Linked DNA regions of Homo sapiens: region 2 is linked to region 1. A link is an interaction called in ENCODE POLR2A ChIA-PET data of the cell type or tissue named here. Cell type or tissue: GM12878. All regions are shown on one strand. Each heading gives the region's core, and the rest is flanking DNA. Links, peaks and the distances in the headings are about the cores only.

What was found. ChIA-PET counts read pairs that join two places held together with the same protein. Peaks named below come from ENCODE experiments on the same cell type or tissue, not always from the same donor. Only the 100,000 strongest peaks of a DNase experiment are listed, where the experiment ranks them.
Region 2: POLR2A ChIA-PET joins it to region 1 with 10 read pairs; 5 of 35 experiments call an interaction of 5 or more read pairs at or near these places.

The regions. Positions count from the first base shown.
Region 1 is chr9:111,983,284-111,999,253 of GRCh38, forward strand. It overlaps the pseudogene RNU6-710P. Among named protein-coding and RNA genes, the nearest start is that of LINC02977, 49 kb to the right of the region's middle. RefSeq lists enhancers at 196-255, 556-655, 1,986-2,335. In GM12878, for the core only: no CTCF peak of the experiment used is centred there; DNase peaks (open chromatin) are centred at 9,418 and 11,668; H3K4me3 peaks cover 305 bases; H3K27ac peaks cover 5,132 bases.
Region 2 is chr9:112,044,149-112,060,118 of GRCh38, forward strand. SUSD1 (sushi domain containing 1) reads right to left here. Exons shown (of 17, transcript NM_022486.5): 14 at 14,280-14,538; 15 at 8,251-8,290. Among named protein-coding and RNA genes, the nearest start is that of LINC02977, 12 kb to the left of the region's middle. In GM12878, for the core only: no CTCF peak of the experiment used is centred there; no DNase peak of the experiment used is centred there; H3K27ac peaks cover 349 bases.

The DNA.
Region 1 (15,970 bases), core at 5,093-13,092:
TTTTCTGGAGGAGGAAGATGGGAAGATTTCCCTCTGCCCTGTGATCAGGCTCTGAATGGGGAGAGTTGTCCCAGGACACAGAGCAAGTGGTGATAGCATGTGATGGAGGGAGGAAAGGAACACCTGCAGCATAGGGAGGAAAGGAACATAGAGCTGGCTGGAGACTGAGAAACCACTACTTGTTCTATGTCCTGAGAGAGAGGGGGGTTGAGCAGGAGAAAGGGCTGCTGGGGTTTTCCACCTGCAGGCACCACGGCTGAAAGGCCTCCTGCCCAGGTCCTACCTCTGACTCAGTACCGACCTTAGGTAAGGCCCTTTCCCCATTTATGGCCAAGTCAGAAGATGTGGCCCAGTCTGAGGTTATCAAAAGGCAGAAGCCTCATGAATACACCTGGTTATTAGCTCTGGCAGTGTAAAACCAACAGCAGCACCAACCACATGGTGTGAGCTTCCTCCTCCACTTCTCTGTTCAGTTTCTCTTCCTGCCTGTTTTCTCTGCTGGGTGGGCAGTTCAGAAGGCTTGGGCCTACCATGCCCCAAACAGAAGAGGCTGCTTTCCTTCCCTTCTGAGCAGCCACAGCAGTGTGAACCCAGATGTGTATCTGTCACCTTTTCCTCACTCCCATCCCGAGCCCATGTGTCCCATGAAAATGAGCCATGAACCCCCCTTTGGACGGTGGGAAACTTGATGACAGGTCCAGGTCCCCGATTTGCAAAACAAATTGCCTCTTCTCTTTCTTCCAGCCCATGCGTCTCTCTTTGGGCAAAAGTTAATTCTCACCAACCTCTATCAACCTCCTCGGGTTGACTTCGCTATGCTTTTTCTGGAAATTTGTGCTTCCCCATTTCTTAGAGCACAGCAAACTTGGGGTGCCCTGAAGGCTGAGACAGGGGCAGGGTGTGAGCAGCACTGGGCCTCTAAGGATGCTCCTCCTTGTACATTCCTGCCACATTGTGGGGACACAATCCCCATCAGCGTGATGATGTCATAATTGGGGTGGGCGAGATAGGGAAGTTCATTGCCTGTTGCATCCTTCCTGGCACCATCTTGGGACTCTTCCCACTCATTTGCTACTCAGGATCCAGGGTTTTCCCAGACCAAGACACAGAGGATCAGATGTTCAGCCATACCTACTCCCTTGTGGAGGTGCCAATCATAACTAAGGTGTACTGAGCATTGACCTTGTTTAACCAGACATTGTTGTATCAAACACTTTATCTTCATTAACTCGTTTGATGCTCATAACAATCCTACAAGGCTTGTCACATTATTCTTTTCACCTTTAAAATGAAAAAAAAAAAAAAAAAAAAACAAGCTTAGGAAGGTAATTTGCCCAAAGTTACCCAGCCACTAAGTGGTAGAGGCCCCACACACCCCTCCCACCATGACCACATCTTCTTTTTTTTTTTTTTTTTTTTTTTACAGAGTGATAGAGTCTCACTCTCACTCTGTCACCCAGGCTGGAGAGCAGTGGTGTGATCTCGGCTCACTGCAACCTCTGCTTCCCAGGTTCAAGTGATTCTCCTGCCTTGGCCTCCTGAGTAGCTGAGATTACAGGCATGCACAACCACGCCTGGCTAATTTTTGTATTTTTAGTAGAGACAGGGTTTCACCATGTTGGCCAGGCTGGTCTCGAACTCCCGACGTCAGGTGATCCACCCACCTCGGCCTCCCAAAGTGCTGGGATTACAGGTGCGAGCCACCGTGCCCAGCCAGCCACATCCTCTTATAAAGTGGAGGGGTGGAGGAAGGAAGGAGGTCTCTACAAGGGTTTCCTTTTGGGTCTAACGATTAGTGAGCCCTCTCTAGGGAAGGAAAACCAACATCTGTGCAGAACTTCAGGCTGGTGAGGAAGATGTTGATCCCAATTAGAATCTGGCATCTGGCACTTGCAATAAATACCAGGGCACCTGCTTGTGTCCGCAGAATCACCCCAGCCTTTGTGCCAGAAAGAAAACACTCTTCACTGGATCCTCAAAGGAGTCCAGTCTCTGGCCCAGCTCTCAGGGAGCTCATGGTCTGGTGGAGGTAATGAACTCCTCTCCCTCACTCCACGTCTCCCTAATTCACACCTCCTTCCTCTGAAAAGACTCCCTTCCAGGCCTTGACTAAAAGGGTCCCTGTCCTGAAGAACAACCACTGAGCTACAGACTCAAGGAACAAGTCCTCATGATCCATCAGTCCCCTGTCCCCCCGTCAGCCTTGATACCATATGACCTCAACCACTCTGCCTCCAGGGAACTCACAGGTCACCTGAAACTGATACCACCTGGCTGAACTCCGCCCTCCAGTTTATGTGCCTGTATGAAGTCTGATTTGACTGCAACAAGCCTTTTGACTAAAATTGGGATGTATATGTGTGCAGACTGCACATATCAATTCTCGGAAGTTTTTTTTTTTTTTTCTCTCGGCTGGGCGAGGTGGCTTATACCCGTAATCCCAGCACTTTGGGAGACTGAGGTGGGTGGATCACTTGAGGTCAGGAGTTCAAGACCAGCCTGGTCAACATGATGAAACCCCATCTCTACTAAAATACAAAAATGAGCTGGGTGTGGTGGCGGGTGCCTGTAATCCCAGCTACTCGGGAGGCTGAAGCAGGAGAATCGCTTGAACCTGGGAAGCAGAGGTTGCAATGAGCCGAGATCGCACCAATGCACTCCAGCCTGGGCAACAGAGTGAGACTCCATCTCAAAAAAAAAAAAAAAAGAAGTTTTTTTCTTGTGGCAGAGCAAGAGTGGAAAATATTGTGTATTTTAAAAGTCAGCTTTATTCCCCGTTTTAAAATCCTGAGACCTAAACTTTTGTTCCTACGCAGTCAAACCTTTAACCTCCACTTCCTGTGTTCTTTAGCCTTCTTCAATAGAAAAGCTGCTAGCGAATTGCCCCCATGCACTACACACAGGTTTATTTTTTCTATGTAAAGTATGTCCTTGTGGTTTGAGATGCCTTATGAAGATGGAACTGACTGACCTCACTGATGGCCTGAATGTGGAGAGTGAGAGAAAGGGAGGAATCAGGAATGATACTGAGATTTTTGGCCTGAGCTTATGGATATAAAAAGGATTAATGGAAGGGAGTTTCCAGTAAGCAACTCACAATTCCACTTCCTGAAAAAGGAGTACTCTATCCAAGAAATTATAAGCGGGAAACTTGGGAAGGATTCCCCATCTCCTTAATATGGAGGAGAGGTCAGGAGGCAGGGGCAGGCTGTGAGACTCTTGGGACCCGCTGTGCTTGTGTCACTTTTTTTTTTTTTTTTTTTTGATACGGAGTCTGGCTCTGTTGCAGAGGCTGGAGTGCAGTGGCGCGATCTCGGCTCATTGCAACCTCCACCTCCCGGGTTCAAGTGATTCTCCTGCCTCAACCTCCCAAGTAGCTGGGACTACAGGCACCTGCCACCACACCAAGCTAATTTTTCTTATATTTTTGGTAGAGATGGGGCTTCACTATGTTGGCCAGGCTGGTCTCAAACTCCTGACCTCAGGAGATCCGCCTGCCTTGGCCTCCCAAAGTGTTGGGATTACAGGCATGAGCCGCGGCGCCCGGCCTTCTGTCACCTTTTGCTAATGCAGATCAATAGCGGTCAGGAGCAGTTTCCGTGGTAGGAAAAGATTCTGGGGTGCAGAGGAGGCAGAGGCCCCCGGAAGGAAGCTGCACACCACCACACCATGTGCTTTGAGGGGCAGTTAAGCCAAAACTGGCCTCTGACGTGGTTGTTTTACCAAATGCAGAAAAGAGACCACAAAGAGCAAAGTCTCCTAATTAGGACTGCTCTTGGTCCAGCTCCTTGCAGTCTGCCATGCCAGTCAGGTCATGGGGGTTAAAGGTTTCCTCTTTAAGGAAATACCTGAAGTACAGGAATAATGCTAATGACAAAAATGCCAGGCAAAGATGAGGTGGTAGGGGAGCTATGTGGGGGCAATGGGAACCTTCTATTGGGTTCTTCAAGTTAGACCACAGAGCTCCCCCTTCTGAACACCTGAACATGGGCAGTTTTTAGAAACCAGCATAACTGATGTGAGTTTTACTGCACTGTACTCAGGTTAAAAAATGTCACATTTATTTCTACAAGTAAGAGAAATGTAGCCAGGTGTGGTGGCTCACGCCTGTAATCCCAGCACTTTGGGAAGCCGAGGCAGGTGGGTCACTTGAAGTCAGGCGTTCAAGACCAGCCTGCCCAACACGGTGAAACCCTGTCTCTACTAAAAATACAAAAATTAGCCAGCGGACACCTGTAATCCCAGCGACTCGAGAGGCTGAGGCAAGATAATCGCTTGAACCGGGGAGGTGGAGGTTGCAGTGAGCCAAGATTGTGCCCCTGCACTCCAGCCTGGGCGACAGAGAGACTGTCTCAAAAAAAAGAGAGAGAAATTTGCACAGAGCCCTCACCCACTTGGTGAGTGGAATATTCCATCTCAGTCATAATTCTGTTGTCCTGTCTTTCTTTTCCTTTTTTTTTTTTTTTAGATGGAGTTTCACTCTTTTTGCCCAGACTGGAGTGCAATGGCACGATCTAGGCTCACTGGCAACCTCTGCCTCCCGGGCTCAAGTGATTCTCCTGCCTCAGCCTGCTGAGTAGCTGGGATTACAGGCATGTACTACCATGCCTGGCTAATTTTTTATATTTTTAGTAGAGACAGGGTTTTGCCATGTTGGCCAGGCTGGTCTCGAACTCCTGACCTCAAGTGATCAGCCCACCTTGGCCTCCCAAAGTGCTGGGATTACAGGCGTAAGCCACTGCACCTGGCCAATGATGAATCGTTTAGCTATAGAGACTCAAGGCCCTTCACAACGGAAGGCATGGCAGAAGCTCTCACCCACATTGCACGTGAAAGAGGCCCTGCTCAGAATGGCCTCTCCCTGCTCCTTCACAAACCTAGCGTCACCCTTCTAGCTTCTGAAGAGAAGGCCAGAAACCCTCAGGAATATTCATGCAGTTCTGGCCCCAGAATGGCTCATGCCAAACTTTAGTATGCTTGAGAGACGGCAATTCTAACCAGGCCACTGAACGCTCAACCACAAGAGAGGTGAACTCTCCACCGCCATCATCCATCACTCCTCTCTTTACCTCCATCCTCTTTCTACTCTGCGCCCCTACCTGCCCTCAGTCTGGACCTAAGACTTCTTAGGCTCTTCAGTAAGCCCTGGAGATCTCTCGTTTAGCAAAAAGACTGACCCCAGCCTTGGGTTGACTAGGTCCCCAGTTCAGGCAGCTGAGTGACACAAGATCATGAAGGAAGGGCCATCTGGCTCAGGCCTGCTTTCCCGTTGCCACCAACTGTCCCTGACATTTCACAGTTCCCATTTGGCAGCCACCAGTACCAAACGAATGTGAGAAAAAGAAGCCCCTGGTCCACACAAAACCCACAGTAGCTTATTTTCAGGCCACAGCTGAGGCCTGTTAAGCCTAAGTGGCAAAACCTGCCATGTCTCATATCCTTATTTTTATTTTATTTATTTATTTATTTTTTTTGAGACAGAGTTTCGCTTGCCCAGGCTGGAGTGCAATGGCACAATCTTGGCTCACCGCAACCTCTGCCTCCCAGGTTCAAGCGATTCTCCTGCCTCAACCCCCCGAATAGCTAGGACTACAGGCATGCGCCAGCCCGCCAGGCTAATTTTGTATTTTTTAGTAGAGACAGGGTTTCTCTATGTTGGTCAGGCTGTTCTGGAACTCCCTACCTCAGGTGATCTGCCCACCTCGGCCTCCCAAAGTGCTGGGATTACAGGCGTGAGCCACCGCGCCTGGCCTCATATCCTTATTTTTATCTCTCCTTTTCCATTGCTGCCAGCCAATATGGCCTAGAAGATTTTTTGCTTTGGGGAATGTATGATCATATTTTTCTGGCCAAATAATTGGTGTCTTTAATATTTCATGGGCAAGGGATTCCAATTAATAAAGCAGATTGAATGCATAAATGTATTGCTCTTCTTTAAAAAAAAAACACTAAAATGATGTTAAGGAAAGTTTTTCAAAAGGCATAAACCAACAAAGAAAATTGAAGAGAAAATTATAGTAGATTCAGATGATAGTAATATTTTTTAAAATTGAAAGCAGATAGAAGAGGGGTAACTGACCTAGAAGATAAAAGAAGGAAGAAACTGACCAGGTGCGGTGGCTCACGCCTGTAATCCCCGCACTTTGGGAGGCCAAGGCGGGAGGATCACAAGGTCAGGAGTTCGAGACCAGCTCGGCCAACATGGTGAAACCCAGTCTCCACTAAAAATACAAAAATTAGCTGGGCGTGGTGGTGCATGCCTGTAGTCCCAGCTACTCAGGAGGCTGAGGCAGGAGAATCGCTTGAACCAGGGAGGTAGAGGCTGCAGTCAGCCGGTATTCCTCCACTGCACTCCAGCCTGGCGACAGAGCAAGACTCCATCTCAAAAAAAAGAAAAAATTTCAGTTAGACTAGATGAATACATTCTACAGAGCTATTGTATAGCATGGTGACTAAAGTTAATAATAATGTATTGTTTACTTGAAAATTGCTAAGAGTAATTTTTTTTTTTTTTTTGAGATGGAGTCTCGCTCTGTTGCCAGGCTGGAGTGCAGTGGCGTGATCTTGGCTCACTGAAATCTCCGCCACCCAGGTTCAAGCGATTCTCTTCCTTCAGCCTCCTGAGTAGCTGGGATTATAGGCATCCGCCACCATGCCCGGCTAATTTTTGTATTTTTAGTAGAGATGGGTTTTCACCATGTTGGCCAAGCTGGTCTCGAACTCCTGACCTCATGATCTGCCCACCTTGGCCTCTCAAAGTGCTGGGATTACAGGTGTGAGCCACTGCGAATGGCCAATTTTTTAAATTCTCATACAAAAAATAAGTATGTGAAGTGATGGATATGTCAACTAGATGGACTTAATCAGTTCACAATATATACACATATCAAAACATCAAGTTGTACACCATAAATATATGCAAGTTTTATTTGTCAATTTTACCTTTAATAAAGCTTTGGGGAGAGGGAGAATAGAAAGGAAAACAAATAAGAGAAATGTTCCTTCCTGCTAAATGTGTTAAATACTGTTTCCGTAGAAGGAAACACATTACTTGTATTTCCCTTAAGATTGTGAGGGAGTTGTGTATACAGAATGAGCCCACATTTTCTCACTAGTAAATAGGCCTGTGATAAATTATTTCACTAGCTTTAAAATATTTTGTCCAGATTTTGGTAGGAAGCTGGTTTCTGATAACCTCTTTTAGTACTGGCAGTAAATGCTACATTATAAATTAATGTTGATATGAATTTACAAATAGGTAGAGTATTGGGTACACATTTTAATGCTAAGTTTAAACTGAATGTCTGTGTAATGGATTTTTTAAAAATAGATTTGGAAGTTTTTTGGTTTTTTGTTCTGTTTTGTTTTGAGACAAGGTCTCACTCTGTCCCCCAGGCTGGAGTGGGTGACAGAATAGTTGCTGCAGCCTTGATCTCTCAGGCTCAGGTGATGCTCCCACCTCAGTCTCTTGGTTAGGTGAGACTACAGGTGTGCACTGCCTCGCCTGGGTAATTTTTTGTATTTTTTGTAGAGACAGCATTTCGCCATGTTGCCCAGGCTGGTCTCAAACTCCTGGGCTCAAGTGATCCACCCGCCTCAACCTTACAAAATGCTGGAATTACAGGCATGAGCCACCATGCCCGGCCTGGAAGTATTTTTAAACAGGTTTTTAACCTTACATAAAATTACTTTTATACTTCTGTTAATGTTTCATCTGTGCCTTTGGGTAATTTATTTTTTATTATTAATTTCTAATGCCCCAAAGCTAGCTATCACCTGAAAGGTGCCTTTAGGTGAATATACTGTTTCCAAAAATGCATCAGTGACACTTTCCTATCCTCATACTTTCAATATTGCCTCTTCTCTGTTCTTTTTGGATGTAACTTCAATGATTGTGTTATTCATGAAGATTTTAAAATTTCAACACCTCCAACACTCCTTGGCTGTGTTCACAGCTTCTAACTTTATAGCTGTAGGTATTTTTGAATGCCAGATGTCTGGCCTGTTTGATGTAAATAAAATTTATTTATAAGATATTAAGGGCAAATAAATAATAGAACTTTAAATTTTAATCTATTTGTCTTTTAATAGGATAATTTTACCCATTTACATTTATTGTCAGAATTGATTAATTTGACCTCTGGTCTTTACTTTTATGTTTTGAATTTTTTCTTATGCTTTGTTTTTTTCCTTTTGTTTTCTATTTTCTGCTATTTAGCTTAAAGTTTTATTACTTAGACCTTTAGTAGTGTTTGGAAAATAAATGTTTCTAACTCTATTAGTACTTGTCTTTATTTCTTTGCATAATAAGAAAAAGGTTTTTAAAATTTTGACTAGCCTACCTTTTTTTCCCTTCACTGTTCAGTATTGGTTACTGAGCAACTAGTGTGTGTAAGACATGGAGTACTCAATGGTAAAGAAAAGAGACAATCTCTTCCCTCATAAAGCCTACAGGTTAGCAGAGAAGATAATGACAGAAAAAGAATAAAATAGTGCAAGTATAGGTTTTTTCGTTTGTTTGGTTGGTTTGGTTTTTTTTTTTTTTTTTTGGACGGAGTCTCACTCTGTAGCCAGGCTGGAGTGCAGTGGCGCCATTTTGGCTTACTGCAACCTCCGACTCCCAGTTTCAAGCGATTCTCCTGCCTCAGCCTCCCGAGTAGCTGAGATTACAAGGGCGTGCCACCAGCCTGGTTAATTTTTGTATTTTTAGTAGAGACGGGGTTTCACCGTCTTGGCCAGGATGGTATCAATCTCCAGACCTCGTGATCTCCCGCCTTGGCCTCCCAAAGTGCTGGGATTACAGGCGTGAGCCACCATGCCCAGCCGCAAGTATAGGTTTTACACTCAGGTTATTTTTGTACACATTTGGCATACTATCAATTTTTTTTTTCCCCTGGAAATGGAGTCTCGCTCTATTCCCCAGGCTGGGGTGCAGTGGCACAATCGCGATCTTGGCTCTCTGCAACCTCCGCCTCCCAGATTCAAGAGATTCTCCTGCCTCAGCCTCCCAAATAGGATTAAAGGCATGTGCCACCATGCCTGGCTAATTTTTGTATTTTTAGTAGAGACGGGGTTTCACCATGTGGCCAAGCTGGTCTCGACCTCCTGACCTCAGGTGATCCACCTGCCTCGGCCTCCCAAAGTGCTGGAATTACACGCGTGAGCCACTGTGCCTGGCCCATACTACCAACTTCAGTAATAATCTTTGATTTTTGCAGTCACTTTAGAACTACATTTCCAGTTATTGTATATAATAAGTAAGTGAGTTTCAGTGCTGCCATGATATTCCCATTCCTGAGTTCTTTCTCTAGCTCACCTAGGCTATTATACGTCTTTCAGGGAGCTGGGTAAAGGCATTCTTCAATGGGCCTTTCAAGAGCCAGATAGCAAGGCAGAACACCTCAGTACTATGCAAAACTGACACGTTGATGATTCACCACCAACAGGAGAACATGACACATGGAACAAGGCTGTGGTTTAAAAATATGAAACTTTTGCCAGGTTAGAGAGAGCACTGCTAGGTTTTAAAAGAGACATGTTTCTAAGACTGATTAGAGGTGTTTTTTAATATAGCTCTGCAGAAAACTCTAGGGAAAATTATAGAGTGGCTGAATAAGGATGATTTCTGCATTCCCATATTCCTGGATATAAATATTACTATTACTGAGAGGTGTTACAAAAATTCCATCTTGATTTCTAATATCAACCAACTGGAAACTAGAAAAGACTTCACACCTCCCCCCACCAAATTAAAATACTATTGCAAATTATTTATAAAATACAACTTATAAATATTAATGGAATACTGTCATTTAATAATGCTTTTATTACAAAACAGAATAACAAAAATGTTTAACATTTAATGACAAGGATTTAAACAAAATTCATCCTAAGAAAACCAAGAAGATTAAAATGATAAAGATGAAAGTGAAAGCTTACTAATTAGGAAACAAAAATGGATAGAACAGATAAATCAACTCGAGCTGTTTCTTTGGGAAAACAAAAACCAATTAAAGAGATAAATCTCTGGCAAACCTAATTATTAAATAAATAAAGCAACGGAAATAACTATATTTATCCTGAGTTTCAAAAGAATGTAATTACTGACATAAAGATTTAGAAAATGTTAACAAATACCATAAACTGCTTGATATGAAAATCTCTAATACACAGTTCTCCATTTCTACCAAGATCTCTACTAACCCAATACACTTCAAAGCTTTACTCCTCACTGTAGCAGCCCTAAAGCAAAAAAATTACCTTACAACAAGGCCATAGGTCAACTCTTCAGATGTGGCAAGGCTGTTTGACCCCTTTCTCCACCTAAAAATGCAAAAAGTTCAGGTTATACTGCAAACCTCATAATACATGCCCTTTCCTTTCAAGTAATATAAGCTTGTCTCTTTTCAAGCTAAACTGCAGTCCCATACTCAGTCCTATAAGAAACCTAAATGAAAAATAAGCTTAGAGAATGTGGAGACTAGAGGGCAGAGAACCCAGAGTTTGACCTTGGAAAATACTAAACTAAGGACTTTGTTATAAGAGAAAGCAAATGGCGGAGTGGGTTGGGTGGGGAGGGGATGACAAATATTTCATGTAAAAAGTTAAACAACTTTGTACCAGGCGAATCAGTGGGCTTAAAATATTCAGTAAACCATGCTATAAGTAGATGTGCTGTCATTCAGGCTTTGCTGTTCCATTTATAGAGCACAAGCAGAGTAGATTTAGTGTAATTTTTTTTTTTTTTTTTTTAGACAGAGTCTCGCTCTGTTGCCCAGGCTGGAGTGCAGTGGTGTGGTCTCGGGTCACTGCAACCTCCACCTCCCGGGTTCAAGCGATTCTCCTGCCTCAGCCTCCCGAGTAGCTGGGACTACAGGCACACACCGCCACGCCTGGCTAATTTTTTTGTATTTTAGTAGAGATGTGGTTTCACTGTGTTGCCCAGGCTGGTCTCAAACTCCTGAGCTCAGGCAATCATCCCACCTTGGCCTCCCAAAGCGCTGGGATTACAGGCATGAGATTTAGTGTAATTCTTAAGGGCCCTAGGATTTTGGGAATGGTAAATGAGCATTGGCTTCAACTTAAAGTTACCAGCTGCATTTGCCCCTAAAAAGACAGTCGACCTGTCCTTTGAAGCTTTGAAGGAAGACATTGACTTCTAACTATGAAAGTCCTAGATGGCATCTTCTTCTACTAGAAGGCTATTTCATCTACATTGGAAATCTGTTGTTTAGTGTAGCCACCTTCATCAATTATCTTAACTAAATCCTCTGGATAACTTGTAGCTTCTACATCAGAACTTGCTACTTCATTGTGTACTTTTATGTTATAGAGATGGCTTCTTTCCTTAAACCTCATGAACCAGCCTTTCCTGGCTTCAAACTTTCCTTCTGCAGCTTCCTCACTTCTCTCTTCCTTCATAGAAGTGAAAAGAGTTAGGGCCTTGCTCTGGATTAAGCTTTGGCTTCAGAGAATGTTGTGGCTGTTTTGATCTTGTATCTAGACCATTAAAACTTTTCCCATATCAGCAATAAGGCTGTTTTGCTTTCTGATCATTTGTATGTTCACTGGAGTAGCTCTTTTAATTTCTTTCAAGAACTCTTCCTTTGCATTCATAACTTGGCTGTTTGGCATGAGAAGCCTAGCTTTGAAAGCTTATCTTGGCTTTCATCTGGCTTCCTCACTAAGCTTAATCATTTCTAGTTTTTGAGTGAAAGTGAGAAACATGTGACTCTTCCTTTCACTGGAACACTTAGAGGCCATTGTAGGGTTATTCATTGACATGATTTCAATATTATTGTGTCTCAGGGAATAGAGAGGCTCAAGGAGACGAAGCCAGATAAGGAACAGCCAGTGAGTGGAGCAGTCAGAACACACGCAGCATTTATCAATTAAGTTTGTTGTCTTTGTGGGTGCAGTGGCTCATGCCTGTAATCCCAGAGTTTTGGGAGGCCGAGGCAGGTGGATCGTTTGAAGTCAGAAGTTTGAGACCAGCCTGGCCAACATGGCGAAACCCCGTCTCTACTAAAAACACAAAAATTAGCCGTGTGTGGTGGCATACACCTGTAGTCCTGGCTACTCGGGAGGCTGAGGCAGGAAAATCACCTGAACCCGGGAAGCAAGATTACAGTGAGCCGATATTGTGCCACTGCACTCCAGCCTGGGTGACAGAGTGAAACCCTTCTCAAAAAAAAAAAAAAAAAAAAAGTTTGCTGTCTTATATTGGCGTGATCCATAGCACCCCAAAACAATGACAATAGTAACATCAAAGATCACCGATCACAGATCACCATAATGATGGAAAAGTTTAAAATATCACATGAGTTATCAAAATATGACACAGAGACACAAAGTGAGCACATACTGTTAAGAAAAAGGCACCAAGAGATTTGCTTCATGCAGGGTTGCCACAAACCTCCAATTTGGAAAAAATGCAGTATCTGTGAAGCGCAATAAAGTGAAGTGTAACAAAACAAGGTGTGCCTATATGTAGGTGAATATTCATATAATATTGGCATGCGAAAAACCTTTAGAGGCCAGGCATGGTGGCTCATGCCTATAATCCCAGCACTTCGGGAGGCCGAGGGGGGCGTATCACCTGAGGTTAGGAGTCCGAGACCAGCCTGGCCAACATGGTGAAACTCCGTCTCTACTAAAAATGCAAAAATCAGCCTGGCGTGATGGCAGGCACCTGTAAACTCAGCTACTCAGGAGGCTAAAGCAGGAAAATTGCTTGAACCTGGGAGACGGAGGTTGCAGTGAGCCAAGATCCTGCCACGGCACTCCAGCCTGGGCAACAGGGCGAGACTCCCAACTCAAAAAAAAAAAAAAAAAAAAGAAAGAAAGAAAAGCCCTTAGAAGCATAGCATAAAAATCAGAAACTACAAAGGAAAATATTAATAAGACTAAAGGTCATATAAAAGTAAATACTCCTGTAAAGCAGCGACAATAAAAACAATAACAAAGAATAAATAAAAGACAAATATCAAACTGGAAAAATAGTGACAGCACAAATATTTTTCAAATATCAAATGCATTTTGAATATATATATATATTTTTATGTTTCTTACAAATTAAAAATGAAAAAATTAAAATTCCAACAGAAAAGTGGACAAAGGACCAAAACAGATATTTTTTAAAAATATTTTTTAATTTAAATTTTTATTTCAATAGTTTTTGGGGTACAGGTAGTTTTGGGTAACATGGATAAGTTCTTTAGTGGTGAGTTTTGAGATTGTAGCATACCCATCACCCAAGCATTGCACACTGTACCCAATATGTAGTCTTTTATCCTCCACTCCCCATTCAACCTTCACCCCCAGTCCCGAAAGTTCATTGTATCATTCTTATGAAAATATGGAACTCTTCAAAATTTGCATGTCATCTTATACAGGAGTCACGGTAATTTTCTCTGTATTATTCCAATTTTTGTATATGTGCCGCCAAAGCAAGCACCAAAACACACAATTTACAAATGAAATTATACAAATAGCCACGAATTTGGGTTGAAAAAATATTCATTTCACAATGATCAAACAAATGCAAATTAAAACAAAGCAGTGTCATTTTGTTTACTAGATTGACAAAGATACAAAATAATTACAATTTCTAATGTTGTTGACCGTATAAGGAAATTACTATTATTCTCCAAGAATGACAATGTAAATTGGCACACATTTTCTAAAATAATTTGGTTATACAAATTAAAAGTCTTCCAAATTGCATTTACTTGGCCCAGCAATGTGACTTTCAGGAATTTATCTACCCTAAAAAAGAAGTAGAAGTTTTTAATAATAGAGAAAAATATTAAACCCCCTAAATGGCCAAAAATAAGAAGTAGGTTAAATAAACAATAGTACATATATACATTATTATATTGTTAATAATAAATAATATTTATTGTCTTTGAAAAATGTTCATAGTTTCTTACAAAATGGTTTATAGAGTATGGTCCAATTTTCATTACATGTTATATATTCACACATATCCACAGATAGAGAAAATCTGAAAGAATTTAAGAGTTAAACTTTTTGTTTGTGATAAACCAAGGCTGATATAGCCAACTTAAAGAAAAAAGAGGGAATGAATTTATTGGAAAAATGCGGAATATCTCATGAAATTGCAGGAAGTGTTATACTTTTTTTTTTTTTTTTTTTGAGACAGAGTATAGCTCTGTCACCCAGGCTGGAGTGCAGTGGCACAATCTCAGCTCACTGCAACCTCCGCCTCTCAGGTTCACACGATTCTCCTGCCTCAGCCTCCTGAGTAGCTGGGATACAGGCGCGTGCCACCATGCCTGGCTAATTTTTGTATTTTTAGTGGAGATGGGGGTTTCACCATGTTTGTCAGTCTGGTCTTGAACTCCTGACCTTGTGATCTGCCTGCTTTGGCCTCCCAAAGTGATGCGATTACAGGCGTAAGCCACCGCACCTGGCCAGGAAGTGTTATACTTTTAAGATATGATCAGATAAGGAACAATAATGCCAGGATTCTTCTCAACAGATGGATTTGAGGAACTTCTCCCTCTACAACTCTGATGAACTGATTCCCATCTAGTCCCTGTGTCCTTATAGTCCAAAGGTAAAATTTTAGGAATTTTTCTGATAGTCCCAATATGGGCCAGAAGTGAATGTCTGGATTAATAAACTATGGCCACATGAGTAGGAATAAGTGTATTCACATGGCACCTGGAGGTCACTCTCTGTGAATTGGGGCCATGATCAGGATGACGGACCCGGACAGGTGCTTTAAGCGATGCTACTGGGAGAATATACACCACGATGTGAAGATGGGTGATCTCTGAGGGTGGGATAGTGGGTGCCTGTTTGCTTTGTCTGTATCATTCAAGGATGATTTGGCTGCAAGTGACAGAAACACAACTCTAACCATTAGGCAGAAAGTGGAAATTATTAAAACGTTAACAGAAATGCAGCAAGAGCAGGGTGCACTGGTCTGGGGACAGCTGGAAACAGCATCTTGGACACTGCTGCCAGGCTCCTCTCTGCATCTCTCACTTCCAACTTTCTCTTAATGTCAGGCTTACTTTCCTCTGAATTTCTCCACATGACAGGAAACATGACGGCAAGAGGTTGCCTGGTCTTGCATCTCCCTGTTTCATTACCAGAAGGAGACTGATATTTCCCCTATCTGATTCCAAATTGTACAACCCCAGCAGGGTGCAGTGGCTCTTTACACTGTAATCCCAGCACTTTGGGAGGCCAAGGTGGGCAGATAACTTGAGGTCAGGATTTCAAAACCAGCCTGGCCAACATGGTGAAACCCTGTCTCTACTAAAAACACAAAAATTAGCCAGGGGTGGTGGTGGGCGCCTGTAATCCCAGCTGCTTGGGAGGCTGAGGCAGGAGAATTGCTTGAACCCGAGAGGCAGAGGTTGCAGTGAGCTGAGATCACGCCACTGCACTCCAGCCTGGGCAACAGAGCGAGACTCTGTCTCAATAAATAAATACAAATTGTACAACCCCAGAGAAGACTCTCATTGCCTTAACTTGGGCAGGAATTTTTACTGTCTTATTTGCCATTGTACCCATACTACCTGGCACGTGGCAGAGCCTCAACAAACACATTAAATGGATGTGAGAGGAATGAAGACTAGTCAAGATGACTACTGAGTTTGGGGACCAGTGAGTGGTGACATCATTAACTCAAGCAGGCTTCAGAGCAGTAACAGTAGGCTTGGAGGGCCCAGAAGCATTGCTTAGCATTAGGAAGGTAACTATCAGAGTCAGACTGTTTGGATTTGAATTCCAGTTCTACCACTTACCAGCTGTGTAACTGTGAACAAGTTACCTCAACCCTCAAAGCTTCAGTTTCCCAATCCATAAAAATGGGGATAATAGTAATATCCAGTTTGTAGGGCTCATTGTGAAAATTAACTAAAATACATTGTGCAAGGTGCTAAATAATCGACTGATATTATTATATTCCTCTTTCAACCGTGCTGCACTATGC
Region 2 (15,970 bases), core at 3,003-11,002, 59 kb after region 1:
TTAGTAAAGAAAAAATATTAGGAGAGTGACTTGAATTGCAAGACAGTAAAACAGTGCAGTATTAGAATAGGAATGAATACATTGGAACAAAATAGCCTAGAAACAAATCCAAGCATATCAAATACTTTCAAAGTTTGAATACTGGAGTCAGATGTCCAAGTCTTTATCTGAACACCACCACTGCCTGTGTGACTTTGTGCAAGTTATTCATCCATTCTGTGTCTCAGTCCCCACACTGAGGGATGCTGTAATAACATGGGAATGATAGCAATACTACCCACCTCTAGGTAGTGGGAGAAGTCAGTGAGTTAGTACAGGTTGAAACAGTGCCTGGCACAGAATAAGCAATAAGCAAATGTTAGCTATTGTTAATTATTATTGTTTTTGTTGTTTTGATACTGTTTCAGATCATTGGGGAAATGATAAATTTTTCATAACCAGTGCTGAGAAAATTGGCTAACCATTTAGAATCAAATAATTTTGATCACTAGAGCTTACACCATATATCAAAATAAAATCCAGATGGATTACAGACTTAAATTGAAACCTAAAAGGATTAGGAAATGTTAGTGAATATTTACCTAATATTAAAGGGGGTAAGAAATTTCTAAGCATATTCGTTAACACAGAAACCTTAAGAGAATGAGAGATTTAACCACTTTAAAAAGCATGCACTTCTTATACCAAAAACTACCATAAGCAAGATTAAAAGGCAAATGGCAAGCTGGATAAAATATCTAGAATAATGGGCAAGAAGTTAACATACAGAGAGTGTTACAGATTAATAAAGACATACCTCAATAGCGAAATGAGAAAATTCTACGAAAAGGTAAATCACATGAAAAACATGATTACAGATGATCAATAAAACTTTGAGCAAATGCTCTCTTACAAGTAATAAAAATGCAAATTAAGGCATTAAGATGCCATCTTTGTGCATGACTCAGAAACATTTTTTTAAATGCCATCTTGGTGGACTAATTAACTAGATTTGTTTTGTTTTGTTTTGTTTTTAAGAGAAAATACAATTCTGGAGATGAACGGGGGAGCTGGTACTTTACTGCACTGGCATTTCATCCGATCTACCCAGTATTCCTTCCAACTTCTGACATCAAGTTTTTTTCTGTGTATTTTTTCCTCTACACTTTAACCCTCTGTATATTTTAATCACTGATTGATGAATATGTTGAACTGAAGATGACTGTGGACAGAAATCCATATCATGCATATTCTTGGGTTTGATTTCAACTCATCAATAATTGTTAATGAGTTGATATCAACTGTGCATAGCCATTCAGCTTGTTTCTAAGCCCACATACAGCTCTCATGTCCCCACATTGTCCACAAGGACATTATTGTTATTATGCGTGCCATATTTCCCTGACCAATTACTGACTCTGTGCAAGAAGAAATGGAAAGCAATCTGACCTAATCTGCTCTTAAAGCTCCTGACTCCCGGGAACTGCTGTTTTTTCTACCAGGGATACACAAGCCATCACTTGAAGACCTTGCTTTGCCTTGACTTCAAGTTACCATCATCTACACTTCTGGTGGTTCTTCCTTTGTACAAAGTTCCTTGTTCTTTGCTCATCTCTAGTCCTCTTACATCTCTCCATTTTCTTCAAGGTTTATTGAAGATCATTTGCAATGGTTTATCCATCTCATGTGAAAATTGTATGAACCTGCCAGAATACGCTACATCCATGTTGGAAGACTTGAACCTATGTAGGGTAGCAAGCTCTTTTCTTTCTTCTAACTATCCCCTCACAAACGAAGAGGACAAAAGCTAAGTAGGAGTTAAGGAAGCTGACTTTCACTTGACCATCCACCAGCAGGATCTACCTGGGCACAACTATTCCTTACTCTAGACATAGTATTGGAAAATGATCTTTATTTATTCTGCATAGCACAATTTGGGTTTGGCTCCAGGAATGATTCTTGCTGGTAGATCAGTTCCTGGTTATATGTCTTTTTGTCTACTTTGCATATATACTCTAAAAATCTGAGTCAATCTAATCAAGAGTGCTCACAAGTGTTGCCACACAAGCTTCTTTAGAGACTTTCCTCATTAATTCCTTAATAAGAAAATTTACAACTGGCAAATTTGAATTGTATTTTTTATAGCCTCACCATCCTTTGGTTACCCTACCTTTCCATGGTCTCATGCCAGAGAACCATGTTTATTTTTCTTCTGAATCACTTGTAGAATATTTTTTTACAAACCCAAGTGAATCACTCATGTGTTATATCCCACATCAGTTACTCAATCTTGGAGAAAGTAAGTCCATTAAGACTAAACTTCACCATTCTCTTTATGGTGGCTCCCTCAAGAGAGCTAGTGCTCAGGAGGAGTGATGGGGCCTTGCTGGACTTATCTTTAACCCCTTCCCTGATAGAAATATCACATGCTGAAGAGGAAGTTAGAAAGGCCCTATTTCTACTCTCAGACTTTGTGACAGCTTGAGGACGCTCCATGGGTGTGGACATTTTTTCATGAATATACACGGGCATGGTCACTTCCTGAAAGCACCAATTCTGTTCTCCAAATGGTAAATAATAATAAAAATAATAATTAGCACAGTGACTTCTATTTACTGTGTTAAATTTCTCTTTGCTATTCTAGGGTCTTCTCACTTGAATTCCATTCAGAGCCAAAGATGGCAAAGGAAATCAAAGTGGAAAACTAATTTAAAGATAAGTTTAAAGATTAATTTAAAGATTAATGCTTGATACATTAGCAACACTGTTATATTCCATTTTTATTGCAGTTTAACAAATCACCACAAACTTAGGTAGCTTTAACCCATTTATGAGCTCAGAATTCTGTGGGTGGTAAGTTCAGGCACATTGTGGCTGGTTCTCTGCTCAGGGCCTGTATTAGTCCCTTCTCACACTGCTATAAAGAACTACCTGAGACTGGGTAATTTAAAAGAAAAGAGGTTTAATTGACTCACAGTTCCACAGGGTGTACAGGAGGCAAGGCTAGGGAGGCCCCAAGAAATGTACCATCAAGGCAGAAGGTGAAGGGGAAGCAGGCACAGTCTTCACATGGCCAGAGCAGGAGAGAGAGAGAGTAAAGGAGGAAGTGCTACACACGTTCAAACAACCAAATCTCATGAGAACTCTATCACGAGAACAGCAAGGGGGTAATTCATTCCCATGATTCAGTCATCTCCCACCAGGCCCCTCCTTCAATACATGGGGATTACAATTCGACATGAGATTTGGGTGGGTACATAGAAGAAAACCGTATTAGGGCCTTACGAGGCTAGAATCAAGGTCTCAGGTGGACTGAACTTCTTTCTGGAGGCTCTGGAGAAGAAGCTGCTTCCAAGCTCATTCAGGTTATTGGCTACATTCAGTTCCTTGCTGCTATGGTTTGAGTTTATATCCTCTGAAACTCACTTGAAATTTAATCCTCAATGTGGTGGTGTCAGGAGTTGGGACCTAGTGGGAACTATTTGGGTCATGGGGTTGGAGCCCTCATGAACAGATTAATGCCCTCTCTCAGAGGTGAGTGAGTTCTTGCTCTGGAGGGGCTGTATTACCAGGGAGCTAGTTGTTATAAAAATGAGTCAACTTCCTAGACTCTTTCTTGCTTCCTGTGTCATCACATGATCTCTTTGTATATACCTGCTGGCTTTTCCACTTCTCTACCATTGTTCTGGTGAGCATGTAGCCCTCACCAGAAGCAGGCCAGATGCAGTACTATGCTCTTGAACTTCCCAGCCTACAGACTCATGAGCTAAATAAACCTCTTTTCTTAATAAGTTACCCAGCCTCCAGTATTCTGTTATAGCAACACAAAACAGACTAAGACACTTGCAGTTATAGGACTAGGGTCCCCATTTTCTTACTGGCTGCAGCCAGGCCTTGCTCAGCTCCTTCTGTTAAGCTGCACTCCTTGCCATGTGGACCCCTCCATCTTCAAGCTGCAGGAGAATTTCCCTATGTCAAATCCATCTCATTCTTTGAAGCTCCAACTTCCCCTATCTCTGACCTCTAGATCCAGATTTAAAGGGCTCCTGTGATTAGGTCAAGCCTATCTGGATAATCTCCCTATTCGGGAGCTTAAGTACATCTCCAAAATCCCTTCACAGCAATACCTAGAACAGTCTTTGAATGAATAACTGAGAGAAGGTAGATGTATACCAAAGACAAGGAATTTGGGAACCATATTAGAATTCTTCCCATCACAACTATAAAGGTTTAAAATGATTGTGTGCATGTATATATGTACATATATACACATATATGTACATATACAGTAAATACATATGTATACATACACACTAGGTTTATATCCTGATGTAAGTCTTCTCTGGCTTATTTGATAAGTATTGCACCTCCTATGCTTCATTTCCCATAAAACTAACTGCTGCTTCCTCAGTAATCATTCAGCCCAATTCAGTGCATTCTGATTGAACACCTAATGCATGCCAGGCTCTGTTCCTCCTCTTCAAATGCCCTTCAAGGGTGTAAAATCTAGTAGTAGAAGACAGACAAAACAAGTGCACACCCATTGCTCTAAAATATAGCAGAATAGCCAAAGAAGGGCAGATCCTGCCCTGTTGAGAAAATTTAAAAAGCTTCAGGGAAGAAAGGGCATTTGATTTTAATCTTGAAAAACAGGTGGGATAAGCAGAGATTCACAGGTGGGTGATCAGGAAATCCAGATGGAAGTCGTCAAGTAATTATATGAGCAAGGACATTAAGAGGAGAAAGCATGGGCCATAGCCAGAAAACAGCTGGAACATTGGTTTGAATGGAGAAGAATAAAAGATGTAATTAGAAGGGTATGTTTGTGTCAAATAGAGGACTTGGAAGCCAAACTGAAAAATAATGGAGGACCACAGAAGCAGAGGAAACAAAATCAGTTCTGAGTTTAGAAACAAGTCAGGTGGTGGTGTGTAGGCTGGAATGACGAGGGAAATTCTGAACTCTTGTGATGGGAGATGAGGAAGGAGGATTTGCCCGTCATCCCTGCTACAGGTAGGAAGGCCTATGCTCAGGGAGTGAACACAGAAATGAAAATCAGAGAGGCGTGCCCAAGGTGCTAAATGTGGGCTGAAAGAGAAAAAGGAGTAGTCCCGAATAACTCAGAGGTTTCATGCTTACGACTGGAGAATGTTCCCCGATTACAGCTTATTATCATCTCACATATATCAAATGACCTTGCTTTGTGACTCAAGAAATCACAGACTCATAATACTCTGTGGCTGGAAAGCATCTCAGAGATCCCAGAGAGAGGGCGACTGAGAACTGGCCAAGTTAAATACTATTTCAAAGACACTTGGCTGATTAGTAGCAGAAGACTCAGGCAAGTAAGCCCAGGCCTCTGCATCTTCCATCAAACCGACTGCTGGTTTCCTGATCATCTTTACAAAGCTCTTCTAGGGGCAATATGCAAAAGGTAAATAGCATAATTTGTCACTGGGCAAAGGCCAGAATGGGGCTGAGCCTTGGCACGAGTGAACTGGCACGATTTCAGGACTAATTTAGATCTCGGTTCTCTGCAAATTACTTTCTGAAATGGCAGTCTCCAAACTTTTTTGAAAAAGTAGACTGCCCAAGATGGGTGCACAACACAGGTAAATGTTATACATAAAAAAGTATTGCTAGAATTGCCTTCAGAATTTCCACAGAACAGTGTTTTTCCTATTATCTTCCAGAGATTTCCAGTGGTTTAATTTCAAAGGCTCAAACTCTCCTTCAATATTGGTTCTCAAGCTGAGGGGAAACCAGAGCACTGCCAAAGCCACTTAGATATTTTCAAAGCAAAATCCTCCCTGTTAATTTAATCATAGCAGAATGACTGCAGCCAGCTCTTTGGCGATTTCTTCTACCCAGTTTGAATGTCTTCCAATCATAGCAAACAGCTGCTGAGTAGAGTGGATTCTGGAAGCTATTATTTTTGTGTCTGGAAGCTTTGTCATCTTAATTATTCTGATAAAAGCATCTCTTTTCCTCGTGAGAACGCCATGCCCAATCCTAGAGCTTCAGGGGATGGACTGGCAAAAAAAAATTTATGAATGTTGGAATGTGTGGCCTTTATTAAAGTCCTACAAGTAAAGGGACTTGGCCCATCTGCACACAGAAACAGGACAGCACCCATCTTTGTCAAGAGGGGCCCTCACTGCCTGGTCATCAGCAATCCAAGATGGCTGACAGTCAGGTAACCCGCCTTGCACCCTGCTGAAAAGCCAAGTCCTCTACCCTTGTTGCAGTTGGTTTGAGCAGAGGTAAAAAGATGAAAATAAGATCAGGAGAGAAGCAGACAAATGGAGGAAGCCTAATTCCCCAGGCCCCTCCCAGATATTTCCTGCACAGTATTCTCTACTGACAGGATAAAAAATTCCCCATTAAAAAGTGCTATCCAGTGGAATCCTTAGGGAAGCAAGTTTATGCTGGCACTTCCTCACCATGCCAGTTGATTGTTTTATGCTGCTCTGAGGCGGGGAGAGGAGGTAAAGGGTTAAACTGATACTGTGGGCTAAGGGCAGAACTTGACAGCCTGTTGCTAGGACCCACAAACCACACGGAAAAGGTCCAGATTCCAAGGTCATAAACTCAACAAGATTTCTGGTATTAGCTACAAACTAATGGAATTCCTGGGAATCAAATCCACTGGCTGGCTGCCTGTTGGTTTTAAAGAAATGTACTGTACTGCCAGGGAAATCCCGAGCCTGGAAAACAAAGACCTGTGATTGCTCAAACCCTAAGGCAATTTCCCCGCCTGGATAACTCTTCCAAGGCAAAGGTTTAAGCTATACAGCGCTCAGCAGAAATGTTCCCACTGCATCTCTAAGGAAAGGCTTTGGAGGAAATGGACAAGGGGTCCCATCAGGCAGACCCAAACTGACCACCCAAGTGACCCATTCTGCTGCCAGGGCAGGGGATGCTTGCTTGTCCTGCCCAGCAAGAGGTGATCACTGCTACAGGGCCCCCTGACCACTGTACATTGCTTTATCTTTTCCTCCTTTCTAAATGAGCGTATTTATTGTGCTATTCAGTTTTCCCTCTCATATTATGTATTATGGTTTGAGATTGGTTAAATTTGCCATTTAGTCATAGATTACTTAAATAGAGCACAAGAAACACATCTGGACTTGACCAAGAGGAAGATGCTATCCCCAGGATTCCTGGTCTTGGAGCTGGATGCAGTAACGGACCCAGCTTTCAGTTGTCTTCCACTAGGGTTCCATGTGGGATCATGCATAGGATAGTTCCATTTTGTTAAGGGAAGAAGTTTTTCTTTTCTTTTTTTTTTTTTTTTTTTTTTTTTGTTGTTGTTGTTGTTGAGATGGAGTTTTGCCTTTGTTGCCCAGGCTGGAGTACAATGGCGCGATCTCGGCTCACCGCAACCTTTGCCTCCCGGGTTCAAGTGATTCTCCTGCCTCAGCCTCCCGAGTAGCTGAGATTACAGGCATGTGCCACCATGCCTGGCTAATTTTGTATTTTTAGTAGAGACAGGGTTTCTCCATGTTGGTCAGGCTGGTCTCGAACTCCCAACCTCAGGTGATTCACCTGCCTCGGCCTCCCAAAGTGCTGGGATTACAGTTTTTCTTAATATTATATGTGTATGTGCACAAGCTACACAGCCGAATGGTAGTGGACTGTTGTAGCTCTTGTATTGGCTTTTCGGCATCTTTTCCTGTGCCCCATTTCTTGATAGGGATTTTGTCTCCCTTTCATTGCAAACCTAGTGGACCTATTGTTCACACTGCTCTGCCTCCAACCAGCCATGAGGAGACATAAAACCCAAGGGAGGCCAATCATCCTAGCCCATCTCCTAGTAACAGTGATTCATCCAATGGGCAGTCACTTAACCTAGCAGGAAAGAATCTTTCCCCGAATTGAAAAGCTATGTTTTCCCAGTGAAATCGGTAAGCTGCGGGAGCTTGCCATCACTCCCTCTCACATGTCCTACAGTAGAAGAAAACGAAGCCAAGTGACTCTTAGAAACAGAGAACTGAAACAAGAGAAAAATAGAAAGTCCCACTCACGGTGTTGAGTCCCCAGTCCCAGTTCCTGGAGCCTTCTTGGTGGGGTAGCTCTTTGTATAATTCCATAAGCTCCCATCCACTCACCCTCCTCCCATTTTTTTTCAGCTATGAAGCTCTTTGCTTAAAGTAGTATGAATTGGGTTCTGGTCACCAGTGACAATTATATAAACAGATCTCATCAATATGAACTTGATGCTGCAGAAAAGAAATAAGGACAGCATTCATAGGCAGAAAATAATTTTACCTTTCACCTGAGCCCAAACTGCACAGGAGTGTCTTCTCACCTATAAAGGAAAACATAGCAATGCATTTAGCTAGGTGGCACACAGTGTCAGTTTAAATATAGTTTGGAGGCTGAAGCCCTCTGAGTTTCAGCTTTTTCAATCTCTTAATCTGAACTAGACCTTTAAAGTCCAATCTAGCTCTAATATCTTGTGATATCACTAAGTGTTCAAGGGACCGGCGTGGGTTGCATGGACAGAAGTGACCCTACAGATCACTTCTATAGGTTTCCAACAGGTCTTGGAAAGCATATATGATAGGCCAACAACAGGAGTGACAAAAAGGACCATTCCCCTGACCAGCTCTGAGCAACTGGCATGGACCGCCTAGAGAATTATGCTGAAAAGGATTCTGAGGTCACACGTTCAGAAGGTTCAGCAAGAAGTAGTGATGCATGTTAGAGGCAAAGCTATGAGAAGTCCCAGTATATAATACTTCATCTATCTAGATGTCACTTAGCAACGTCAGTTACCCAAAATGTGTCCATGAACCGGGAAGAAAGCAACAGGAACATATATGAAAGCTCATCCATAGTAGAAGAAATCTATAGATTCAGTGGAATGAATATCTCTTCCCCCCTGTCATTATGATATGCTTATTTACCTGTTACAAATGCTGGGGACTTGCTCTATATAAGACTTGAAAATATTCCCCAGAGGAAGCTGCACGGTGAGGGTTAGAGGAGGATCCTTCCAATGTCATTAGGAGAGTCTCTTTCAAATGACAGCCTTGGGCATTCTGGTTTGGATTTTATTAATTTTTTTTTTAATTTAAGCTTAAAAATTCTGAGAAAAGCTGCTGGGCACAGTGGCTCACACCTGTAATCCCAGCACTTTGGGAGGCTGAGATGAGCAGATCACCTGAGGTCAGGGGTTCGAGACCAGCCTGGCCAACATGGTGAAACCCCATCCCTACTGAAAATATAAAAATTAGCTAGGTGTGGTGGTGGGCGCCTGTACTCCCAGCTACTTGGAAGGCTGAGGCAGGAGAATCACTTGAACCCAGGAGGCGGAGGTGCAGTGAGCCAAGACCACACCATTGCACTCCAGCCTGGGCAACAGAATGAGACTTCGTCTCAAAAAAAAAAAAAAAAAAAAAAAAATCTGAGAAAAGCTTAAAATAGCCATAAGCGTTTGAATGTGACTAACATTTGCTTTGATGCTAAGTGCAGATATTAGAAATGGAAGGTAATGTGCAAGAATAACCAGTAAAGAACATATTTCAAGACACTGGAGAATGGAAGGGACTTCAAATAGCAAGGCCATTTGGGGGAATGGAGTATATCAAAGGAGAGAAACTGGCAGGGGCCAGGTGAAGAAGGGAGCTTATTAAACTGAAATGCCTGGATCATACTTGCATTTTATAAAACTCATGCTGGCAGTGGTATGAAGCAAGGAGACGGGTAGAATAAGAGACAGAAAGATGTGGTAGAAAAGTGATGTTCAGGCAAGAGATGACAAAGTCTGAGCAGTGCAGACAAAGGAGAGGAAAGAATGATTTTAAACAGAATTAAGTTGGTAGAATTGACATGATTTGCTGATGATCTGGATAAGAAGGTAAGAAAGAAGGAAGAGACAAGAACTATTTACAGGTTTCTGTCTTAGCAATGGGAGGCATGGCAATGCTATTTACTGGGACAGATACACAAAGGGAAAAACAAAATGGGGCATTGGAAGACTCACACTCCCTGATTTCAAAATTTACTACAAAACTACAGTAAACAAAACAGTGTGGTAGTGACATAAAGACAGACATATAGGCCAATGGAACAGCATAGAGAACCTAGAAATAAACCCTTGCATATATGTCAAATAATAGTTAACAAGAGTGCCAAGACCATTCAATAGGGAAAAGACAGTTTTTTCAGGCTGGGCACACTGGCTCACACCTGTAATCCCAGTACTTTGGGAGGCTGAGATAGGAGAAGCGCTTAAGCCCAGGAGTTTGAGACCAGCCTGGGCAACACAGGGAGACCCCATCTCTACAAATAATTTTTAAATATTAGCCAGGCATGGTGGTGCACAGCTGTAGTCCCAGCTACTTGAGAGGCTGAGGCAGGAGGATCACCTGAGCCCAGGAGGTCGAGGCTGCAGTGAGCCATGATTGCACCACTGCACTCCAGCCTGGGTGACAAACTGAAACACTGTCTCAAAAAAAAAAAAAGTTTTTTCAACAAATGGTACTAGGAAAACTGGATATCTACATATAAAAGAATGAATATGGACCCTTACCTAATATCATATAAAAAATTAACTCAAAATGGATCAAAAACCTAAATATAAGACCTCAAATTATAAAACTCTTAGAAGACAACAAAAAGCTTCCTGAAACCGGATTTCTCAATGACTTCTTGGATATGACAAGACACAGGCAACAAAAGAAAAAATAGACAGACTGATCATCATCAAAATTTCAAGCTTTTATGCATCTAAGGACACTATGTATAGTAAAAGTGCAACCCACAGAATGGGCGAAAATATTTGCAAATCACGTATTTCACAAGGGATTACAGTAATATCCAGAATGTATGGAGAACTCTTAAAATTTAACAAAAACAAAAACAACCCAATTCAAAAATGAGCAAAGGACTTAAATAGACATTTCTCTAAAGAAGACACACAAATGGCCGATTAGCCCATGAAAACATGGTCAGCATCACTTGTCATTAGGGAAATGCAAACCAAAACCACAATAAGATGCCATCTCATGCTGGGAGTGGTGGCTCATGCCTATAATCCCAGCACTTTGGGAAGCCAAGGCAGGTGGATCGCTTGAGCCCAAGAGTTCAAGACCATCCTGGGAAACATGGCAAAATCCTGTCTCTATGAAAAATGGAAAAATTAGTCGGGTGTGATGGCATGCACCTGTAGTCCCAGCTACTCAGGTGGCTGAGGTGAGAGGATCATCTGACCCCAGGGAGGTCAAGGCTGCAGTGACCTGTGATTGGGCCACTGCACTTCAGCCTGGTAAACAAAGTGAGACCCCATCCCCCACTTCCAAAACAAAAGATGTCACCTCACACCCTACCTTATAATAGGATGCCTATTATAAGAAAAGAAAACAGAAAACAGTAAGTGTTAGCAGGGACATGGACAAATTGGAAGCCCTACGCACTGCTGGTGGGAATGGAAAATGGTATAGCACTATGGAAAACAGTATGGTAGTTCCTCAAAAAATTAAACATAGAATTATCATTTGATCAAGCAATTCCACTTCAGGTATATACACAAAAGAACTGAAAGCAGGGGCTGAAACAGATATTTGCATACCAATGTTCACAGCAGCATTATTCGTAATAGCCAAAAGGTGGAAAATATCCCATTATTCATCCATGAATAAATGAATAAGCAAACGTGGTATACTCATATAATGGAATATTATTCAGTCTTAAAAAGGAAGGAAATTCTGACACATGCCACAACATGGGTGAACCTAGAAGACTTTAGGCTAAATGAAATAAGCCAGTCACAAAAAGAAAATACTGAATGATCCTACTTATATGAGGTACCTAGAGTAGTCAAATTCATAAAGATGGAAAGTAGGGCTGGGCGTGATGGCTCATGCCTGTAATCCCAACACTTTGGGAGGTCAAGGTGGGAGGATCACTTGAGCCTGGGAGTTTGGAACCAGCCTGGGCAACATGGAGAGACTCTATCTCTACAAGAAATAAAAATTAAAAATTAGCCAGTCATGATGGTGCACACCTGTGGTCCAAGTTAACTCAGGCAGCTGAAGCACCAGTATTGTTTGAGCCCCGGGGGTTGAGGCTGCAGTGAGCTATGATCGTGCCACTGCACTCCAGCCTGGGCAACAGAGCAAGACTCTGCCTCAAAAAAAAAAAAGACAGAAAGTAGAATGTTGGTTGCCAAGGGCTGTGGAAGGAAGGAATGGGGAGTCATTTAATGGGTATAAAGTTTGTTCTGCAAGATAAAAAGAGTTTTGGACGCTGGTTGCACAACAATGTGAATGAACTTAATGCCACTGAACTACACTTTAAAATGGTTAAGACAGTAAATTTTATATTGTATATGTTTTATCACAATTAAAAATTAAAATTAAATCACTACTGATTTTATTGTAATTGTCACACAAATACAGTTGAAACCCATGGGAAAGTCATCGCAATTTAAATATGTAGATCCAAATATAAATGTTTTCAAAGCCCTTTCATCTCCTTTAACATCCTAAAGAATAACCACATATTCTTCTGTTCAGCTACATGAAAGAGAGTATCAATGACATCACAGGAAAGTTTCCTATGAACCAGAATTCTTTGTGTGTGTGTGTGTGTGTGTGTGTGAGACAGGGTCTCACTCTGTTGCCCAGGCTGGAGTGCAGTGGCATGATCTCAGCTCAGTGCAACATCTGCCTCCCAGGCTCAAGAAATCTCCTGCCTCAGCCTCCCAAGTAGCTAGGACTATGGGTACATACCACCATGCCTGGCTAATAAACCGGAATTCTTGTCCTAACCTCCAACTTCATTCCCTCTGTTATGAATTAAATGTCTATGCCCCTTGCTCACCACCCAACCCCTGCCCCAAATTCAAATGTCGAAGCCCTAACCTACAATGTGATGGTATTTGGAGGCAGGATCTTTGGGAGAGAAATAGATTCAGAAGAGATTATAAGCCTGGAGCCCTCACGATGGGATAAGTGTCCTAATAAATAGAGGAAGAGCAATCAGAGCTCTCCCCTCCCCACTCCATCCCCACCACGTGAGGACACTGTAAGAAGGCAGCTGTCCACAAGCCAGGAAGAGAGTCCTCACTGGGGAACTGAATCAGCTGGCACCTTGATCTTGGGCTTCCCAGCACAGACTGTGAGAAATAAATGTCTGTTGCCTAAGCTACCCAGTCTACCATATTTCACTATAGCAGCCCAAGTTGACTAATATACCCTCCCCAACCAAAGTCTTAATCTAGGACAGTAGATCTCTGAACCATCTCTAAATTGCACTCATGTTGTACTGCCAGTGTTTTGTCTATGGCTAAAAACTCCAAGTCAGAAACCCCAAGTAATTTTCTAATGAAAAGGCCTTGTCTAAGCTGTAAATACCTTTTTGGTAAGTTCAGGGCAATATATTTCTGGGCTTTAACTTTCCTTTCTTTATTCCTCCATTATTGTCACAAAGCGCTGCTAGACATCTTTGATACTTGAACATTCTTACAAGTAACTATTGGTTTCATAGCAAGCATGTTCATGACACATTACATTTGCATCCCACACAGAATTTAATAGAGTGTCTCAGTTTTAAATATGTGATAAACCTTACACTCAAGATGATAACATACTTTTATCTCAAATTCATCAGTCAAGAGCTGCTTGTATTAGTATTAATATAATCCTTCTAGTTTTCATTACTGGCCCATATGAATTTACAACAAGCTTAGGGTTCTCCTAGGTCAACCATCACAATGGTTCTTCCAGATCTTCCATCCCTGACTGATTAATGCAGCTCCATGATGTTTCCTAATTATCTAATGAATATTGAGTTCCACGTCTCAGGAAAGAACCACTGCTGGAAGAGCTTTCTAAGGACTGTAGAAGGGAAAGTGGGACCTATGCCATAGCTGCGGAAGGGATGTAAGCAAAAAACAGCCGAGTGCTGTGCTTAATCTTCGGCTTCCCAGGAGAATGAGAGAAGCAGCAGCCTGGCAGGGGCACAAGGAAGTTAACAGAGAATCTAGATGTTTCTTTCCAACTTAGACTTCAGCAGTGCAATAGAATGAGGGCATCTGTAAAGCTTAAGAGTAAAAACAAAACCAGGTCAGTCCAAATGTTGATTCAGCAAGGTCCCCAGGTGGTTCAGAATCCATATCATCTGTAAGGGTTTCACCTGTCCCTTCTTCATAAAGGCAAAGTATTCACAAACATTTTGTGATTGTTACATGCAGTGACCCTCTCATATACTTGGAAAATAAATGTTCAAACATTTAAATGTCATACGAAGAAGAAAATACAGAGTTCACAAGAGCTTGGAAAGAAAGATACCTTATTCCATTCACTTGTGATTCGTAATATAATGCAGTAATCACTCCCTCTTTTCAAGGGTGCATTATAATATTCCCCATAGTACAGCCTGTCTCCTATAGGTATCTCCATGGCATCATCTGGAACATCTTTGGCCAGTAGTTCTGCAGCCACGTATCCATCAGCATCAGAGGCGTTGCTAAAGAAGGAGGAAGCGCCTTCAGAATCACAAGAAAATGTGCTTTGGAGGGCCAGGGGAAGCACTAACACCTGATATGAACTGGAAGAAAAAAGGAGAAGTGTCCATCAGACCCTTGCATGGGGAGTTCATTCATTCATTCATATTTATTGAGCACCTGCTATGAGACAAACCTCTTTCTTTGTTTTTTTGTTTTTTGTTTTTTTTGAGATGGAGTCTTGCTCTGTCACTAGGCTGGAGTACAGTGGTGCAATCTCGGCTCACTGCAACCTCCATCTCCCAGGTTCAAGCAATTCTCCTGCCTCAGCCTCCCAAGTAGCTGGGACTACAGGTGCATGCCACCACGCCCAACTAACTTTTGTATTTTTAGTAGAGATGGGGTTTCACCATGTTGGCCAGGCTTGTCTCGATCTCTTGACCTCATGATCCACCCGCCTCGGCCTCCCAGAGTGCTGGGATTACAGGCGTGAGCCACTGCGCCCAGCTGAAATAAGCCTCTTTCTAGGCACTGGAGACACGACACTAGGCAAGAAAAAGTCCGGGCCCATGTGGGATTTACAGTCTGATGGCTCCAACCATCATGGAATTCCAGTTTGAACCTAAAGGGTTAATGCCAGACGACACAGGGCAAGGGACCTCTCCAAGTTCTGGCTGCAGAGAGATGCCAAGTACATCCTCTTTCGCTGGGAGAAGTTGTTGCAAGTATCACTGCCCTGTGTGTGTGTCATAAAATTGACCTGATCAGTGATTTTCACGTGGGCAAATAAAGCCCAACTGTGGAAAGGGTTAGCAGTCACATGGAGACCGAGTGCCTACCACAGTGAATGTACTAAGTCCGGAAAAAAGGCTGCAGACAGTCATGCGGTGACCTGAAACAGAACTCATGTGATTTACATCCCCTACAGTTCATGGGCTGATACCAAAGTTCATGTGAAATAAATGAGACGCCAAGAGTGCAGAGTCACCATGAGTTAATCTAGTCTGACAACACCCTGAAACAGCCAGAACAGTAATATGTCATGTATGCACTGTAAAAACTGTTCCCCAATTGTGGACAGAAAAACACACTAACAAATGGGTATTGTTTTTGTTATGTGTTTCATTATTTGTCCCATCAAATAGAAAGCCTGGCAGTGAAAGGACGTGTGAGAATAAAAATGCACTGAGAATGAATCACACTTCCCTTCTATTCCCATCTATCTGGTACTTAGCTCCTGCCTCTAGTACCATGTTGAGCATCTGCTGTCTCTGTCAGGCTTGATAGCAGGGATCTGAACGACTGACTTGTATTCTTGCAAATCCTTGCACAGTTCTTTGGAAATGATAGCTCCCCAACCCCCGCCCTGCCCCGCCCCTCCGCCACCAGCAATGAATGATTCTTGAGTTGAAATTTCGGAAAAGAGGAAAAGCATACATCAGCGTGAAATATAATTAGGGTAATTTCCAAAACTCATTAGGCCATGTAATTCTATTTTACCAGTAAATTTGAACTTCCTGCTTCACATGTCAAACG